Linked DNA regions of Mus musculus: region 1 is linked to region 2. A link is a loop called in an ENCODE intact Hi-C map of the cell type or tissue named here. Cell type or tissue: left cerebral cortex. All regions are shown on one strand. Links, peaks and the distances in the headings refer to the core of each region. The heading gives the core; the rest is flanking DNA.

Evidence for each region. Peaks named below come from ENCODE experiments on the same cell type or tissue, not always from the same donor. Only the 100,000 strongest peaks of a DNase experiment are listed, where the experiment ranks them.
Region 1: a loop joins it to region 2, with 5 times the contacts of the local background. A loop is called at or near these places in 3 of 42 quality-filtered maps.

Annotation. Positions count from the first base shown.
Region 1 is chr15:91,439,969-91,448,548 of GRCm38, reverse strand. The region is part of intron 3 of Slc2a13 (solute carrier family 2 (facilitated glucose transporter), member 13); the gene reads left to right. Among named protein-coding and RNA genes, the nearest start is that of Slc2a13, 130 kb to the left of the region's middle. In left cerebral cortex, for the core only: no CTCF peak of the experiment used is centred there; DNase peaks (open chromatin) are centred at 2,964, 3,636 and 4,811; H3K27ac peaks cover 3,484 bases.
Region 2 is chr15:91,372,989-91,381,568 of GRCm38, reverse strand. All of the region lies in intron 4 of Slc2a13 (solute carrier family 2 (facilitated glucose transporter), member 13), which reads left to right. Among named protein-coding and RNA genes, the nearest start is that of CN725425, 180 kb to the right of the region's middle. In left cerebral cortex, for the core only: no CTCF peak of the experiment used is centred there; DNase peaks (open chromatin) are centred at 1,815, 4,241 and 8,163; H3K4me3 peaks cover 527 bases; H3K27ac peaks cover 100 bases.

The DNA of each region.
Region 1 (8,580 bases), core at 206-8,205, 67 kb before region 2:
TATTGCCCTGGCCTTGTAATTATATTCCCTTGAGGGTCTTTAGCCATGTGGATGCCTTTGGTCCTGGGATGTTCCTTTTGTAGTAGGTATATGATGGAAGTTACAGGTAGTAGGTAGTAGGTATGTGAGTTCATGTGTTCATATGCACATGTGTGTTTACACTATACAAGTGATCACATTTTAAAGTATTACTGATGCTTGAATAATCTCATTTTGGTTATAAGTAACATTCACTGATTAATTCTACTCTTAAACTTGAGGGATATTAACTGATTAATGTTTGGTGATATGTTTACCTGTTCTTTTCCCATAGGAAGATGTTGTGGGAAATATTTTTTTAAAAACTCCAAGAACCTGCTCTCTGCCCCACCGACCTGGCCAGCCATGTACTGGCAGGCAATGGGTGACCTGTTTTTATCTCCTTGAGACTCTACCCAGCTCTCTAGGTTCCCTCTGGAGGGTCATTACCATGCCAACCCTCAGCTTTAAAGTCCCCATGACCTTTGTGGTGCACATCAGGCAAACCCATGCTTTGCCTCTGTACCTTTCCCTCTTGAACCCAGATGAGCCACTGTGTGAAGGAAAACACAACACAAACTTAGCTCAGAAATAATGGTAATTCAATCGTTGGGCACAACAATTAAAACCCTAATCTTGTAAGCCTTATTGAATCTAAATCCTCCAGTGGTGGATCTATCAGGAGACACTTGGAGTTACATCTTGTCCTCAAGCTATCCCTGTCCAAAAAGGGCCTGACTCTGTTTTGCTTCCTCTCTTCCTCTGTCCATCCCCAAAGTCCCACCTACTTGCCCAGTGATTGGCTCCTTATGCACAAGAAGTCACCTGAGTTACTCATTAGTTTTCAACCCTTCCCAGGAGAGACGAATTAGCATCAAAATGCAAGCAACCCACGGCTATTCAAAACAGGAAGATATAAGCTAATTTTCCAAGGCAGAATTGTGACTATGGGATAAAGTTGGTGGGCATTTCTTAATTTTTCTAAATTAAATATAAGAAAGAATGCAAGCCAAGAGTGAATTTCAAATGAGATTAAATCAAATTTTTATTGGCCACTGAGCTATCATGGTAAGTAGCAGAAGTCTCTGTCTTCTTCTTGTGGGCTCTGCATGGTCTATGGAATATATATTTATTCCTCTGCAAACACTTGTCTTAGCTAAGTGTGTGTAGTGTCTCCTTTACATGGTGTTTTGAAATATGAAATGAAAAATTAGCTTCACTGTTTTTACAAAAATAAAAGGGAACAGATAATAATTATTTATGTCCCTCATAAACAACACAGACTGAACATTTGTCTTCCCAGGGCCTCAGCTTTTTATCTAGAATGCAGGTGGGTAGACTTCCTTCAAAACAATGGTAGAAGGACTTGTAAGCTGACAGGCATATGCTTCCAAAGAAATAAGACATACCTCGAAAATGGGAATTTGTTGGGATATAAGTCCCTTAAGACCAAGAAGAGGACTGTAATTTAGAACCTTGCAGGAGATATTGGGAAAGTATCCTTCCTTTGTGCTTTCTCAGACTCTGCTTATTTAAATAAAACTTTTGACTTAAAGATTTCCTTAATAGATGAACCAGTAATATGACTCAGCAGGCAAGAGAGCTTAACCCCAAGTCTCATGACTTGGGTTCCATTCCTGGAAACCACATAATGCTCCTGCATGTTGTCCTCTTACCTGTACATGACACATGTCCGGCACCCATACACAATAAACAAACAAATACATGTCAACATAGTCTTGGTTTAAAGGATCTGTAGCCAATGGATTTGTGCACTCTAGATACATACTATGTTTAACATAATGCATTCAGAGTTAGACTACAAGGCAATGAACTTATCTTCTTGTTTATAAAGTGATTCTTTGAAGGAAATGTACAAGAATATAATCTACTTTTTCCATTTCTTTTTAAATGTAATTTAATCTTGTCAGAAATTTCTATCCTATCTTGATTAAAACATGTCTTTAAAAAAATCTTCTAGTATTGTTAACAAAAGTGAAACCCAAGTGCTCTCAGTTATTTTTGAAGAAAAATGCTGAAGCAAGTAACTGAATTACTTCTAGAAATTAAGTTGAGACTCATTAGTCAGGAATTCTCTAAAATATTAGATGCCAAACTTGTATTAGAAAATGATGGTTTCTTCTTACATTATTAAATGAAATGTAAATTAAACCCATATGTAGTTTTAAATCATTACATGTAGTCAAGGGTATATAACTTTGAAAAAAATCCTGATTTATAATTTCAAAAGTACTTTGTATATAATTCTTATATATGTATAAATAAAGATGTAGGATTAGCAATATGGTTCAGCAGGCCTGATAACCTGAGTTTGATCCTCAGATTCTACATGGTGGATACAAGACTTGATAATGGTAGGTTGTCCTCTGACCTGTATATGTGTGCTTTGTGCTTCCACATAAAAGAAATAAACCCAGTTTATAAAAGGAAAGATCTAAAGTGCCAACAATAGCCTGTTTAACAGTAATTTCACTTTAGATTTTAAATTTATTATATATATATATATAGTGATAGTAAATTTATTTTCTGTGATATTATTGTAAAACTAAGTTTAAAGTAAAAGAGTTATTGGATGCGACCTTTTGTCAGTTCTGTGCAATATTGGATCTACAGTGAGCACTGAGTTCACAGAGCTTCAGGATCATGCCAATCCTAGCTTCACGGTCTTTGGACAGTAGTCGTAAGACCACTAGAGAGTAGAAATGGATCCTCTTGAAGGGTAGTAACTCAGCTGAGGGATGACTGACTGGGCATATAAGGAATGCTAGTGTAGTGGGCATTTTGTCAGGGGAAGCATAAAAAGTAGCAGCTCAGCCCTGAATAAGCAGTGGCTTGGCGTAGTGTGTGGTTTATTGGCATCCTTTCTGTTTTGCTTGAAATGTTCTTGCTCATCTAAATAAGCCCTGTTAGAACAAGGTTTGCTTCCGGATGCCCACACTGCCAAATCCGAGCTATACTTAGAAAAGAAGAAGGCTTGCAAGCCATGAGGGCGTCCGGAGCACAGCACTGCTAGGGCGGTAGTGCTGGAACAATTACAGATGTAATGGGAGGTGGAGCACAGTTGTTAAAATGATGTTGACCTTGCCCTTGAGATGAGTCTGCAGAACACAGGTTTATTCATTCCGACCCAGTTTTCCAAAAATTTGCCATGTTATTTAACTACTCCTGATATAGCGAGGGTAGAAGCATCGCTGAGTCTTGGAAGAGGTTCGGTCCATTGAAATTTTTTCCTCCCTGGCTGAGAACTGAGGATGGCAGTGGCATTCAGGATAATGGAGAAAACTGGTCTGTTTAACCAGTTCCTTGATTCTGCAGGAAATTAGTCTGACATGTATGTGGAAAGGAGAGGGACTTTGGGGCCTGGGGTCATAAGAGCAGACATTGCTGCATACTTGCTTTGTACTTTTTGAAGAAATACATAGCTGCTTGGAGCCTTTATCCCCTCTTATACCACGAAGACAGACCTTCCAGGAGGAAGGGCAGTTTGTTTACATTGCTCGAGTCTCCTAGGGTGGAATGAATGTGAGTTCATGCTTAGCCTCCTCTTTTTGACCTTCTTGTTTCCTTCCTTTACCCCAGCTGTCCAACTGAAACATAGTCAGTCACTTAGCTAAAATTACTTGCGCTGTTCGCGTGGTTTTCCTTCCTGGTTCTTTGCACACCAGTGTTAACATGGGGGTGGCAGCACATGCCTGTTAGCCTGGCACATAAAAGACACCAGGATTTCCATGGTCTCAAGGCTCACATCAGTAAATAGCTCCAGACCAATCAAGGAAACAGTAAGGTCCTGTCTCAAAGTGCAAATATATATATACATACATACACACACACACACACACACACATATATATATATACATACATATATATATATATATTCATATACATATATACATATATACATACAGGTAGATAGATAGATAGAAATAGAAATAGAAATAGAAATAGAAATAGAAATAGATATAGATATAGATATAGATATAGATATAGATATAGATATAGATATAGCCGGACATGGTGGCACACGCCTTTAATCCCAGCATTTGGGAGGCAGAGGCAGGCGAATTTCGAGGCCAGCCTGGTCTATACAGAGAGTTCCAGGACAGCCAGTGCTATACAGAGACACCCTGTCTCGAAAAAAACCAATATATATATATATATATATATATATATATATATATAATTTTTAGAAAATAACATGGTATACTGTATGCAGTCTCAATGCTGTGCTAGAAAGACAGCATTGCTTTCTCCATAAGTGGATGTTATTTTCTAACACTAAGACCAGAAAGCATTAAGAGACACTAGTTAAATCTCCTGGTAGACACTAGTTTTAGATTTGGTAGGGTAGAAAGTACACAGTGAGAATATCTTAGCTAAAATGCTGCACTTACGTTTTTACTGTAGTTTAAAACCATTGCAGATTAGGAGCACTGACTTACTTTTTTATGAAAGCTCATGACTGGCCTCCATGAGTCATGGAATTTGGTAGATGCTTTTCCTGTGGTGCACTTGAGCGAAAATGTGTTGCTCGGCTCTCAGGTGATGAATTCCGGCCCGGGGTGGTTCTCGTCATGGTCTGCCTGATGAGCAGTATCTGCCATATAGACTCATGGAAGGCAAGAAATTAGGCAAGTCTTGCCTAATTTCTCTGAGTCTACCAATCTGCGTAGATACCCGATGATGGTCATAAATTATATTTGGTAAAAACTGGAGGCATGGCAGTGTGTGATGATGTGAAGCAGCAGCACTCCCTCCCACCCTCTTCTCAGATGCTTCACATGGGGGCAGATATGTCCCTGGACTGGTTCATTGCTGTCGTAAGAGGAATCTGGTGGGATTCTTTAACAATGCAGCTATTTCAGGTCCTGTATTCAGCCCTATTAGAAGACAAAAGTGAGCTCCCAAGTAAAGTTGACATTCTGACAGCAGGGCTTTTTTCTGTGACTCACATTTCTTAAGGTGGTGTCACCGTTGAAGCAAGAGCTATTGTGCTTTGTAACCTTAGCGCGGTAGGAAGCACAGTGCTTCTATCACACGTTAACTACCCAGTGCTTGCACGTAACAATGCGGTGTGACATTTATTTGCAACTCAAAATCATAGGCACATATGCATCGCTGAACATTTACTTCTGACCTAGTTTGCTTCTCTGTTGCTGTGATGAACGCCATGGCTGTAAGCAACAGAAGAAAGAAGAAAGGGTTTGTTTAAATACTACAGTTCATTGCAAGGGAAGCCAGTAGGGGTCTGTAACCACTTGATCTCTCTCGCTCTCTCTCACTCTCTCTCGCTCTCTCTCGCTCTCTCTCACTCTCTCTCGCTCTCTCTCGCTCTCTCTCGCTCTCTCTCGCTCTCTCTTGCTCTCTCTTGCTCTCTCTCGCTCTCTCTCGCTCTCTCTTGCTCTCTCTCGCTCTCGCTCCCTCTCTCGTTTTTTTGAGACAGGATTTCTCTGTATAGCCCTGGATGTCCTGGAACTCACTCTAGACCAGGCTGGCCTTAAACTCAGAAATCTACCTGCCTCTGCCTCCTAAGTGCTGGAATTAAAGGCGAGGGCCACCACTGCCCGACCCACTTGATTTCTCTATGCTTATATCTCAAATAAGTTGTATCTTCAACAGTAGGGTCCTAATATCAGGTCCTTGAGGGTATCAAGGAGCAGGGCCAATAGCCTTTGGGATCCCTATTCTCTATTAACTCAAATGAAGTAACATGCTCGTGGTTCCGAGGTACTTTGTTTTATTGAGTGGAGAATGTTTAGTGTCTAGTTGGAGTATTATCCCCCTGTCATAGTATAACTATATTAAAAACTTTAATGTATATATAAATATATACAAATAAATGTAATTCTTCTTGTTCCATTATAGCCTATTATCCCCTTATAATGCTGCATTCTCTCTCCCTTTTTTTGAGCCTCCTACTTCAATGGTTGTCACTAGCCTCTAAGTATTTGAAATGAAACACACACACACCTAAAAAGGTAATATCCACCCCTGAATTTAAATGTACCTCATTTTCATCATCCACTCATCAATTTATGGGCACTGAGGCTCATTCTTATTTAAAGCTTTCACCCCCTTGTTTGTCTCCATCTTATGTAATTTTGTTTCTTCTCTAACATTTCTGTGCTCCATCTTAGGGACTGTGGCTGGATCCTTTTCTTGTGATAGATAGCCTTAAATGCAAGCTTTCTCCAAGGCTATCCATACTCCCAAGTCCCTGGGTTATGATCATTCCCTCTGTAGTCCAACTGTTGTTACAAGTCAGCCTCTTCCAGGCTGGATGGATTCTGTCTCTTTATGTCCACAGAAAACCCTGCTCCTTAAGCAATTACCTATTCTTCCACACAGAGGTGACCTTCTCATATCTATTGGACCTTCTTCATTAGCATATAATTTAAGGGAGGTAAACAGAGATGTAAGGTGGGAGGGAGGAGGGTATGAGAGGGATTAGTTCACTCACAGTTAAATGAAAACTGTCAAGTCAACATTTAAAACTCCACATCACTTTATCTAGTTCATACCTAATGTTCCTGTGGTAGTTCATGTAAAAGCCCCTTAAAGTTCCAGTCCCTTTTGTTTCTGTCAACACCTGAGCTCCCTTCCCAATCGGAGTAGCCTGTGTGTCTGGAAGCTGATAAGAATGGCTCGTGTCAAGATTTCCTGGCACTACCCCTTTGCAAACACACCGAGTATCGCTCTGCTACATTGCCTAACAGAGAACAGTCTGAGAACCAGTAGTTCATATGTTTTCTACCCGCTTCTCCCTCCCTCTCACTCTTACTCTCTTCCCTTCCCTCTCCCCTTCCATTCTCCATCCCTCTTTCCCTTCCGTTCTCTCCTCCCTACCTCCAGCTTCCAGAAGTACTTTCTCCTGCTTTGACTTCTGAATCAACAGCTGCCTCTGATCCGTCTCCTTGGCTGATGCAGCACTTTCTTTCCTAGTCTCCAAACCATGGGGTGCCCCAGGGCTATCCCTTTCCTTACCCAATGGGCCCATGAACGGAATGGCCATGGCGGCTAAGATCCAGTTATGCATGGGCTCAACAACATGGATCCCAAATCCCCAAGGGTGACCTGGCTACAGCTGCTGCTGAGTGCCAAATTTTCCAACAGTAGAAACCAATACTGAGTTCCAGATATGGTGCCATTCATGGGGGGTTGAGGGTGGGGTGGGGACAGAGACCACCCAGTAACCTGTTGGCAGGTTGACTACACTAGACCTCTTCCTCGGTAGAAAGAATAGTGCTTTATCCTTAGTGGAGTAGATATTTATTCGGGTTTCGGATGTTTCCATTCCTTCGTGTATTACGACACTAAACAATTACTATATTCTTGAAACTTCTGTTGGTAGGCAGTCACTGTTAGATTAGCTGGACCACAGCCAGTAAGCCATTCTAATAAAACCCCTTTCCATATGTGTCTCTGTATCTCTACCTCTACCTCTATCTCTATCTGTATTTCTATCTGGACCTCTATCTCTGTCTGTCCATCTATCTCTCTCTCTGTCTGTCTATATAGATAGATTCATTCTCTAAGTTTATTCCTCTAGGGAACCCTAACTAATATACCTTGAGCATATTAAATGTTAGTTCTTTATTATGTTAAAACCAAATTTGATTCCTTGGTCTTTGTAACACTATTCAACTCCCTCAGACATCATTTTCATCAGTTCCTTCCCTCTTTGCATTGAAACAAAACCAAATGGGCACACACGAATATAGTAAATGGACTTTACAACAGTCCTCTAAATAGAATATTTATGAATAGTGCTTTTTAGGAAAGTGTTAGAAAAATTGTTCATCACTATTTTCTGAAAACATTTATAGTAACTTGGTGAATAATGAGTGGAAGTAATTTAGAATAGCCATGCTTCATAAGCTCTTACATATCAGACATGTTGTGTCTGTTTCTTATAAGTATCCATATATTTTAAATATATATATCACTAAGCTTTTCATTCAATAGGCATAGAATTCTGGTGTTTGGAAGGACTTTGGAGGACAGATATTTTGGATATGAGAGGTACTTAGTCACTGCTTCAGTTCTTTGTAAACTGTAGAGACAAATGATCATAAGAGACTAATTAGATCATGAGATGGACTCAATTACAGTATATGTAAGTTGTGAACAAATAGGACAGGAAAGTGAATAACTTATTATCTCTGGTAAAAATATAACTGTTAAATATCTCATGCATGCACACATACATCCATTACAAGGATGTAATCAATGAAAATGCTAAAAATGCATTTCATTATATATTTTACAGTGGTCAGGTTGAATTTTTACAAGTCAAAATAAGATTTAACATTCATAAAAATCTGTTCCAGAGCATTTGAGTGGAAACTCCAATTTTAGTCGGTATTTTAAATAGACACATCCTGACTCCCTTCACAGATTGCCATTGGCCATATGGTAGCTGCAGACATGCCCCAAAATAAAACTGCCATATGCAGATTCTAAAATACTGACCTCATCCCTAGAGAGCCATATTTATCTAGAAGTGCAGTACAAACCACATCAAGTAAAATTATGTTTTGTG
Region 2 (8,580 bases), core at 325-8,324:
TACCCGTTCCTGCATGGCTTCCACCAACAGATCCCATATGCTACACTATGGGCATGTGTTACCACATGTTTGATGGTGCCCAAGTTGTCACGGGTTCTAGCAGCTGTTTTCTAACTGGACTAGTGGCCTGTTCTATGAGAAGAACTGAGATCTCCTACTGTAATCCTAGGGAAAAGCACAAGGCTGAGGAGGTCATAGGCTTTCGGTGCTAACGTTCTCATGAATGAATGTGATCTGTCAAGCTGTCTTCTGGACATTTGTGCTTATGTTCATCACTGTTGATCCTAGCCTCCAGTCGTGGAAGGGACCTTTTCTTCACAATGGGTCTTACACTGCTGAGGCTGGTGGCTAGCCATGATCCTTAGTCTAAGTTACTATCTCTATGGCACAGTGGCTCAAATATTCAGCCATAGGTGGAAGAAAATAATTAGATATTTATAATCATCCTCTCCATGGCTCAGGGAGCATCATGAAGTTGTCATTAAGAATGAGGTTGGGTGCTGTGTAACAATTCTCTCAGAAATGAAACTTTTATTTCTAGAGGGACGTTCCCTAAGACTCATTATGTAAGCAAACTCAGGAAGTACCTGAAACATAAAGGATTCACAATCCTTTCCCCTATGGTTGTGTAAGTAGTAACAACTTCTGGGACTAGGAGACTCTCCAACCACCTGAGCTACCTACATGTCATGCATGGAAGTCCAGGATTGCCTTTGGGGACTGGTCACCCATGACTGGGGAGGATGCTCTCTGATGATGCAGCTGCCTGTGAGTCATAGATACTGCTATAATTAATCCCCTAGTTGTGCTCCAGTAACTGAGTCCAGTAAACTTATTGATTCACCAAATTGGATTTCACTTGAGTTGTTACTTTGGTTTGGTGTTGGTGCCCTCTCTGGAGCAAGTAGACATTTGTTCGGGTTTCCCCAGGAAAAGTTTCAAAAGTTTAAGAGCACAGCTCCTAAAAGTAAGTTTAGTGTCCGTTTCGTACCATTAAAAGTATCTTAGCGTATCATCCTCACTTAAACAATTATAATAATTGCATCTTGCTTAGATGTAATTAGTAATGTGTACGTGTGCGTCCACCTGGGTAGAGCAGAGTTTAATGGGCAAGGTCCTTTGATCCTCAGTGTATAGGATGCATCGTGTAGCTTTTTCTTTCTATGGGTGTTGTGTCAGTAGAGTTACAGAATGACCGACTTGTTTCATAATGTAATCAATGGTGCAGAGAAAAATAAAACATGGACCAGACGACAGAAGAGTCAGAAGGAGAGACCATCAGGTAGATGTTCCCTCACTAAGAACGGATCGAGGCGGTAGGCTCTGAGGAGTGGACAGCACTCCGCCTGGAGAGTTGAGAGCATGCAGGGTGCAGAAAGAAGTGCCACAATGCTAGCAGAACTCTGGGGAGGCCAGAGATGAGGGATCAAGAGAGACTACGGTGCAGTTGCTGATGTGCAGTTGGTTTTAGGGAGGATAAGGGCATCAGTTTTACACGAATTTAATTCCAATCTCCAGGGGCTGCAGTGGTCTCTCAGTAGTTAAGAGCACTGGCTGCTCTCCCAGGAGACACAGGTTACTTTTAAATACATAATAGCTTGAGAGCTGGGGCAGCCCTGGGCGCCAGGCGTGTATGAGCTGCTGTTCCTAGAAAACAGTTAACAAATGCAAAGGTAATTTATAAAGTGGCTCACGTTTCTTCCATTGTTTGTTTTCTGTCTCGTCTCATTAGTGGCATTTTACTTTGGAAGGCCATTGGGTACAGTATGGGCATACGTAATTCTAAAGTTAAGCTGGCAGTGAAGGACAGAGCTTCAGAACGGATGTGTTCACTGCAGCAGAAGCGGGTTGGTGTTAACTCATTTTCACTTTCCTTAGCACAAAAGGCACTTTCTCCGAAAAGTTATTCATGACAACATAGCAAGAGGGACATCCAATCTCTGGTCTAATGGTGTCCCGTGATGTTCTCTGCAGAGTCCTGCTCTGATGAGGCTCACCTGAGACAGCCTGTAACTTAAAGATCATCCATCACTTATTCTTCTGAAGTTGGCGTGGCTCTTGGTGTAAGATTTCTCTTTGCACCTACACTAGTGTGATACTTCTGGCTTAAAATTGTTTCTAGCTCTCAAGGGAGGATGTTTCAAGGATCCTCAGTGACAGTAGTCCTTCCTCCTTTGATGACAAAATTCAATTGGGCAGGAATAATGAGTGTTCTTTGTCTTTTGATTTAAGGTAAGTAGTCAAATCTTAATTTTTTTCTTCCATCAAAACTGGGCTGTGAATCAGAAGTTTGTTTGTTAGATGGAGTCGTTGAGCTTGTTATATCTTGTGCAATCCTCAAGTTGCGAAGTCTCCTTCCAGCGTCGGACTCCTGGAATTAGCTATTACACGGTTATTTTTAACTTAGCAATGGCCTCGGTTGTCACTTTGATGAAACAGCTTTGTTTTTATGGTTTTAAACTCTGGCACTGTTTGCCTAACACTCAAACATCCATCACTGTCTAATTTAAACCTCCCAGTGAAGCATGGCAGTAGGAAATTGCTGAGCTAAGTTTGCAAACTCTCCATACAAGTTTCTTTTTCAAAGGCATCTATCTATCTATCTATGCAGTTGACCTCTGACCTTGTGCTAGGGTGGGATTGACTCCTGAGGGTTGTGTCGGCCAATATATCCCTGTTCTGACTGCATGCACAATTGAAAAGGGCACTTGGCATTTCTTTGTTAGGCTTTTCCTGCCCTCGTTTAATGTGTGCATCAGTGAGTTGGCTGTTAATGTGAACTTGAGGTTCTGTCATAATGGAGAGCACTTTGTGACTTCAGCCCGATGCTCACACTTTCGACTGCCACTCCATACAGGTCTCTAGGAATATATTGAACAACCTTCAGATATCCAGTCTTATCTACTTTATTCTTTCATGATGTTTTAATTTTTTGAGTTATATTATAATTATATCATTTCCCCACTTCCTTTCCAAGCTCTGCCATGTACCTCTGCCTCATGCTCCCTCTCAAATTCAAGGTCACTTTTTCCTTAATTGATGTGTGTGTGTGTGTGTCTGTCTGTCTGTCTGTCTGTGTGCATGTGTGTGTCTTCACCTAAATAAATAGAGATAATCTACTTCGTCTGTATGTTGCTACTTATTGTATATTTTCAGGGCTGATTTTTTGGTGCTATGTAAACAATTGGTGTGCTTTTCCCTGGGGAAGTCTGATTTTCCTGATGTCAGCATTCCTCACCTGCCTGTAGTTCTTTGTCTAGAGGTGAGGCCTCCAGAACGTTCCCCTTCCATGTTAGCAAGTCTATTAGTGCTATCCTTGTTCAGGTCTTGTTTTGGCATTCATCTTGGTGAGACTTCATAGGTATAGCTTCCTGACATTTCTCTGATGTCTGTATTTCTGTTGTACATATATGCCCATGAATAATATATGTGTGTGTACAATATATAATCATTATATAATTTATATAATATTATATAAATATGATATATATCAAATATTTATGTGTGTATATACATATATATTTACATGTTTATGTATATGTCAAATAAAAGCAAAGAAATCCCCCTTGTAGTTAGTTATTCTTTGCTCTCCAGTTTTCACTGGATATAATTATCGCAAATCAGAAAACAAGTTGAAGTCAAGACTAAAAGCTGGAGAAACGGCTCACACGTTAAGTACACCGCCGTTATTGAAGAGTAGCCCCGTTTGGTTCTCATCACCCTCCAAAAGAGGCTCACAACTACTTATAACTCCAGTTTCAAGGCATCTAACTCCCTCGGACCTGCCAAAGCCCCTACACACATGCGATGCACATAAATTCACACAGACAGATGCATGCCCATATGTACATATAGTAAATAAGTAACCCACAATTACTGAGCCGAAATAGTGTTTGCATTTAATGACCAACAACAAAATAATTAAACTTGATAGTTCTTATAAATGGGGAGGGTATCGGAATAGCAGTGATGAGCCAAACGTCCCACAGTTAGATAAAGAGGCAGTAGCAGTTTCCGAAAAGGACAAAATGCCATTGTTATTTCGGTCTGAGTTCTTGCCAAGGCCGACATTTGCGTGTGTATCCTGCCATGTGCGGTGTTTCTGAGGAACCCATAACAAAGTATAGTGCGAGACTCGCAGCAGCTCTGTGAGATGACACTTCCAATTAAAATAGAAGTTGTTGGACATGTTTTTTTCTCCCCCCGTAGCCAGGCTCATTAAAGTCCACACGTTTTGTGTCCCCAGTTGTGGTGAATGTTTTTCTGTCACCATCCGTGAATCAGCCAGTCCTGCAGCTGTCAGATGTGTTCCGTGGCTTCCCAGGGTTGTTGATTTCCTCTGTTGTGACATATGGTGTGCAAGAGCACAGAAAAGAATAGCTACGTAATGGAAGGCAGGCACATTCATATTCACAAGCAATGTTCTCTCGGAAAAATTCAAACAGTCTCTTTTTGTGTATCAGAGCCTCACTTGGAACTCACAGGAGTCCGGATAGTGGTTATATAACCTTTGGTGGAGAAAGGACAGTAGCGGGGGTAATACTTGGTGGCGAAAAAAAACAATAGGTCCTTTTAAAAAAAAATCAGATGGAAAACTACTACTGTATCAGCTTCCTAAACTATATCAGTACATATAAGTAAAAAGAGTTAAACGGTGTTATCTGTAACAGGGTAACAGTGCCCCTACTACACAACAGGCTAACAAAAAAAAGCCCAGCTCTAGGAATAGGTTACTTCTCCTGAAACTGTTTACCAATGAAGTTCCATTGACCCACAAGCATTACAAGATATTTCTAATGCTCTTGGTTACCTTGTAGAACTTGACAGTAAGAATCTAATGCTAAAGACACCATAAACTCCATTCATGAGGTAATCAAGCTGATACCTAGAAGCTGCTGGCTACCTTCACAAGGCTTGAGGGTGCTAAGCACCATACTGGAGGAGGAGAAAAGTTAGCATTAGTCTCACCCAGCTGTGAATCCGGTAAGCTCCATTAATGGATGGCCCTGAAAGGCACACCCACTAGTACAATGTGGTCTGAGAGAAGGGGGAGGGGTAGTGGAAGATGTGGGGGAGGAGAGGATGAGGAGGGATAGTAGAGGAACTAAAACTCCCTCTTTTTAGCAAGGGAGCACTGTATTAAAGGGTCACAGCATTAGGAAGGTTGGGAGCCACTGTGTTAGAGAGATGAAGAAAGTTATCCCACAGTGCAGCTAAAGAGGAGGTTCAATTCCAGACCTGTTGGCCTAGATCCCTCTGAACTCACAGATAGGAAGTATATCATACTCACTACATTTCTGTCTTCAAAATCTTCCTACATGAATACCTGCCTGTAGTTTTAGAGTCAGTTTTGGGCTTTGATTTAATTTCTTGCACATGTTTATATCTAACATGCATGTCCAGCCTTCCTATGTCATGCTATTGTAACACTACATTGAACAGAACCATGTTTACATGTGCATATTGCATTGACATGTAATACAGTAGTCAAACCAAAGAGCTTCAAGTTCAAGGAATGTAAGAGGGAGTTATCTTTCTTACTATGTTGCTGAGAAATAAAAGGTGTATTCACTTATTAGGTGACTTTTGTTAGTGTGAGTATAAACCCCATCTTTTTGATATAATAAGCCCATCTCAGAAGGAAAAGCTTCTTTAAGATAGAACTTAGAAGCAAAGAGAAATGATTGGCAGCAGAATTCGAGAGGTTGGGAAACACCATGCATTTTGGCCCCACAGCCGTGTGTGCACAAGAAAGGGATTTTACAAAAGTCTTTCATCTCTCTGTGAAAGGGAGCATTAAATAGTTTCTTCCCTATTCTCTGTCATGCTCGAGATTTCCATGTGTGGAAAATATGTAAATATTAGTCATTCTATACCGAGTGTAATTTACCTTCACCCCCCTCAAGAGTTACTCACTATTTAATATCCTCAATTTCTTGAACAAATAATTATTGTTAGTTTTTAAATCTCATTTGGATAGCCCAAGTCTGATTAACTTAGGGCTCACACACATACAGCTGTTCAGACTATATCATCTGCCATGTACAGCTCTGCATTGCCCCATAGAATCCCCTTCCTTCTCTTCCTGCGTTTTATACACGGTCTGGTTTTGATTTTTTTTTTCTTTCCCATCCTAAAAAGTAAATCAGACTTTTGCATCCTTCCTCTTCTTTGACCAAAGTCTCTATCTGTGGGGAAGTCCTGACTGGGATATTTGAGTGGGTGCAAATGCCTTTCTGAACTTATAAATAATTGACAGGCTAAATACATACCTCTCCCTGTAAAAGCTGTAAGACGGGATGGTTTTCTTATCTTAAAGGCTCATTTATATATTGTGTAAAATGTGAAGAAAATGCTGAAAGATTATTAAAATGTAATTAATAGCTACAACCAATTAAGCATTTTTAGGAAGCCATATAATATACTAAAGCACATATAACCCTGATTTATGTTTCAATTTGCCTAATTTTCCCCATGGAATAACTTATTACATACAAAAGGAGAAAGCTAAGATACAAAAACCCCTGTTTGTGGTACACTTAGCAGGGGCGTTGAAGGAGCTTGAGGAGAACCTAGGCTAGAGAGTGGGGCCTGTTCTCCAAAAGCCAAAACACCGAACAACAACAAAAGTTAATGGTATAAAAAATAGGTAAATGTTCATTTTTATTTTCTAACGGGCACAGCAAAGCCACTTTTAAATGAGACAGCTTGTTGTCCCTCATAACTGTCATGTCTAGTTTCCTATTTGACGAGAGAGGGAAGAAAAGTTCATCATGATGAACCTTTATGGACCTTTAATTAAAAATCGTCCCAGAAGACAGCGGAACCCTGTGCTTTTAAATGCTGCTCACCTTAATACAAGTTTTAGTAACTGACTTAATAGTTGCTTGGCCTGAATAATACAACTGAGACTTCCTGCCGCCCTCTTATCCTTCTCCTCTTGGTTGCCCAGCAACAAAGTTCCAGCAGACCGAAGGGGGGGGGGGGGCTTAACTATCCTAGAAACTGGTGAAATGAAACTATTTCTTCCAGTTAAGATAAAACCTTTGGGAAATTACCTGCTGCTTTGCATACTTAGTGGGTGTTCCTGAGTATGGTGTGTGTGTGTGTGTGTGTGTGTGTGTGTGTGTGTGTGTGTGTGTGAATTTGCATATAAATGCAGTCCATATCAGGAGCAGTGAGATCCATATTTCAGCTAATCACCTTCAGATGACAGACATCATGGGTGTGGTTGAGTAGGAATTCAGGTCTGCCCTGAGCTTCAGTTCCTTCTTACAGACAGGAAATCAGCCCTGAAGCTGATGGTCTGCTTTGAGGAATGGGAGTGTGACCCAAGCAGAAGCTAAGTGGGGTAGTCTCAGGCAAAACACATATCAGCTCCTTATGGGCAAGAATAAGAAACTCTCCAGCATTGGGGATTTTTTTTTTCTTGCCACAAATTTGTTCAGTTACCATGATGGTAGTTGTAGATTTTAGGGTGTGTTATGTAAATGATTTTGTATACAAATGGCTGCTTCATTTCACTTTGAGAACTATGAGTTTCTGTTTGTGCAACATACAATGTAACCTAAAGGAAGCTATTATTAATTAAAACGAGGATATTAAATAAAAGGTTCAACATGGAGCTCACCATGAGTGAGAGTGGACTGGATTGCCCTGGGGAGTAGCTTGCTATGATTATTTTAATATATAGGCCTGCTACCGTGCAAATACCTGCTAGAGTTTGAAAAAGAAGTCTTGTTTCTGTTGGCTAAAGGATAGTCATGATTGTTTCCTGAGATTTCTTTATGTTCGGTATGTCTTAGAATATTAATATCCATAGGCTTCTCTGAAGAATAGTATCATACCGTAGAATCAGCAGCTTTTGTGGGACTAACGATATTGAAAATGCACTCACATGCATCCACCTACTTCTATTCCAAAGGATCAAGATCATGTTCTTACTTAAATATCAAGTTCTTAAACCATGTTTGCAGAAATGAGCGGGGGGGGGGGGGGGGGGAGCCACTGAGAGCAGCCACTCATCTGGAAACCGATTAGAAAGCCAGATGATATATTCAGCCTGGGGTTGAGTTTTATTTTCAAGTAGTCATCTGCAGCCATGCTTCCCACAGAGGGACGCTGCCAGGCTCCCGGCACACCGAACAGCTTGGATGAGCAGCATCATGGGCTGTTGGGAAGGCACGGTGCAGCTGGGAACTATGGCAAATGGCCAGAACAGCCAGGCAGAGATTCTTGGAGCAGCGTTTCCAGGGAGTAATTCTTCATTAGGAAGTCAGTAGTTCAGAGAACAAGATCATCCTATGGCCAGTTCTGCTTCCCAAAAGACCAGCAAGGCCGCCTGCTTTTAAGACAGACCTATTCTTCAAGTGTGTCCTTGTTTCCAGGACCCTTTCGTGACTTGTTATTAAAGGAAAAAGGAGGTTTTAGCTTGAGAGCTATCGCAGCCATTCTATGGCCACATGGAAAACTTACCTCTGTGTCTGTCGGAAAGTATCACAGCTCTCAGGCACGGTGTGGTGGTGCAGGCCTGTAATCCCCAGCCCTCCACAGTCAGAGAGAGGATGTGCTCTGAGATAC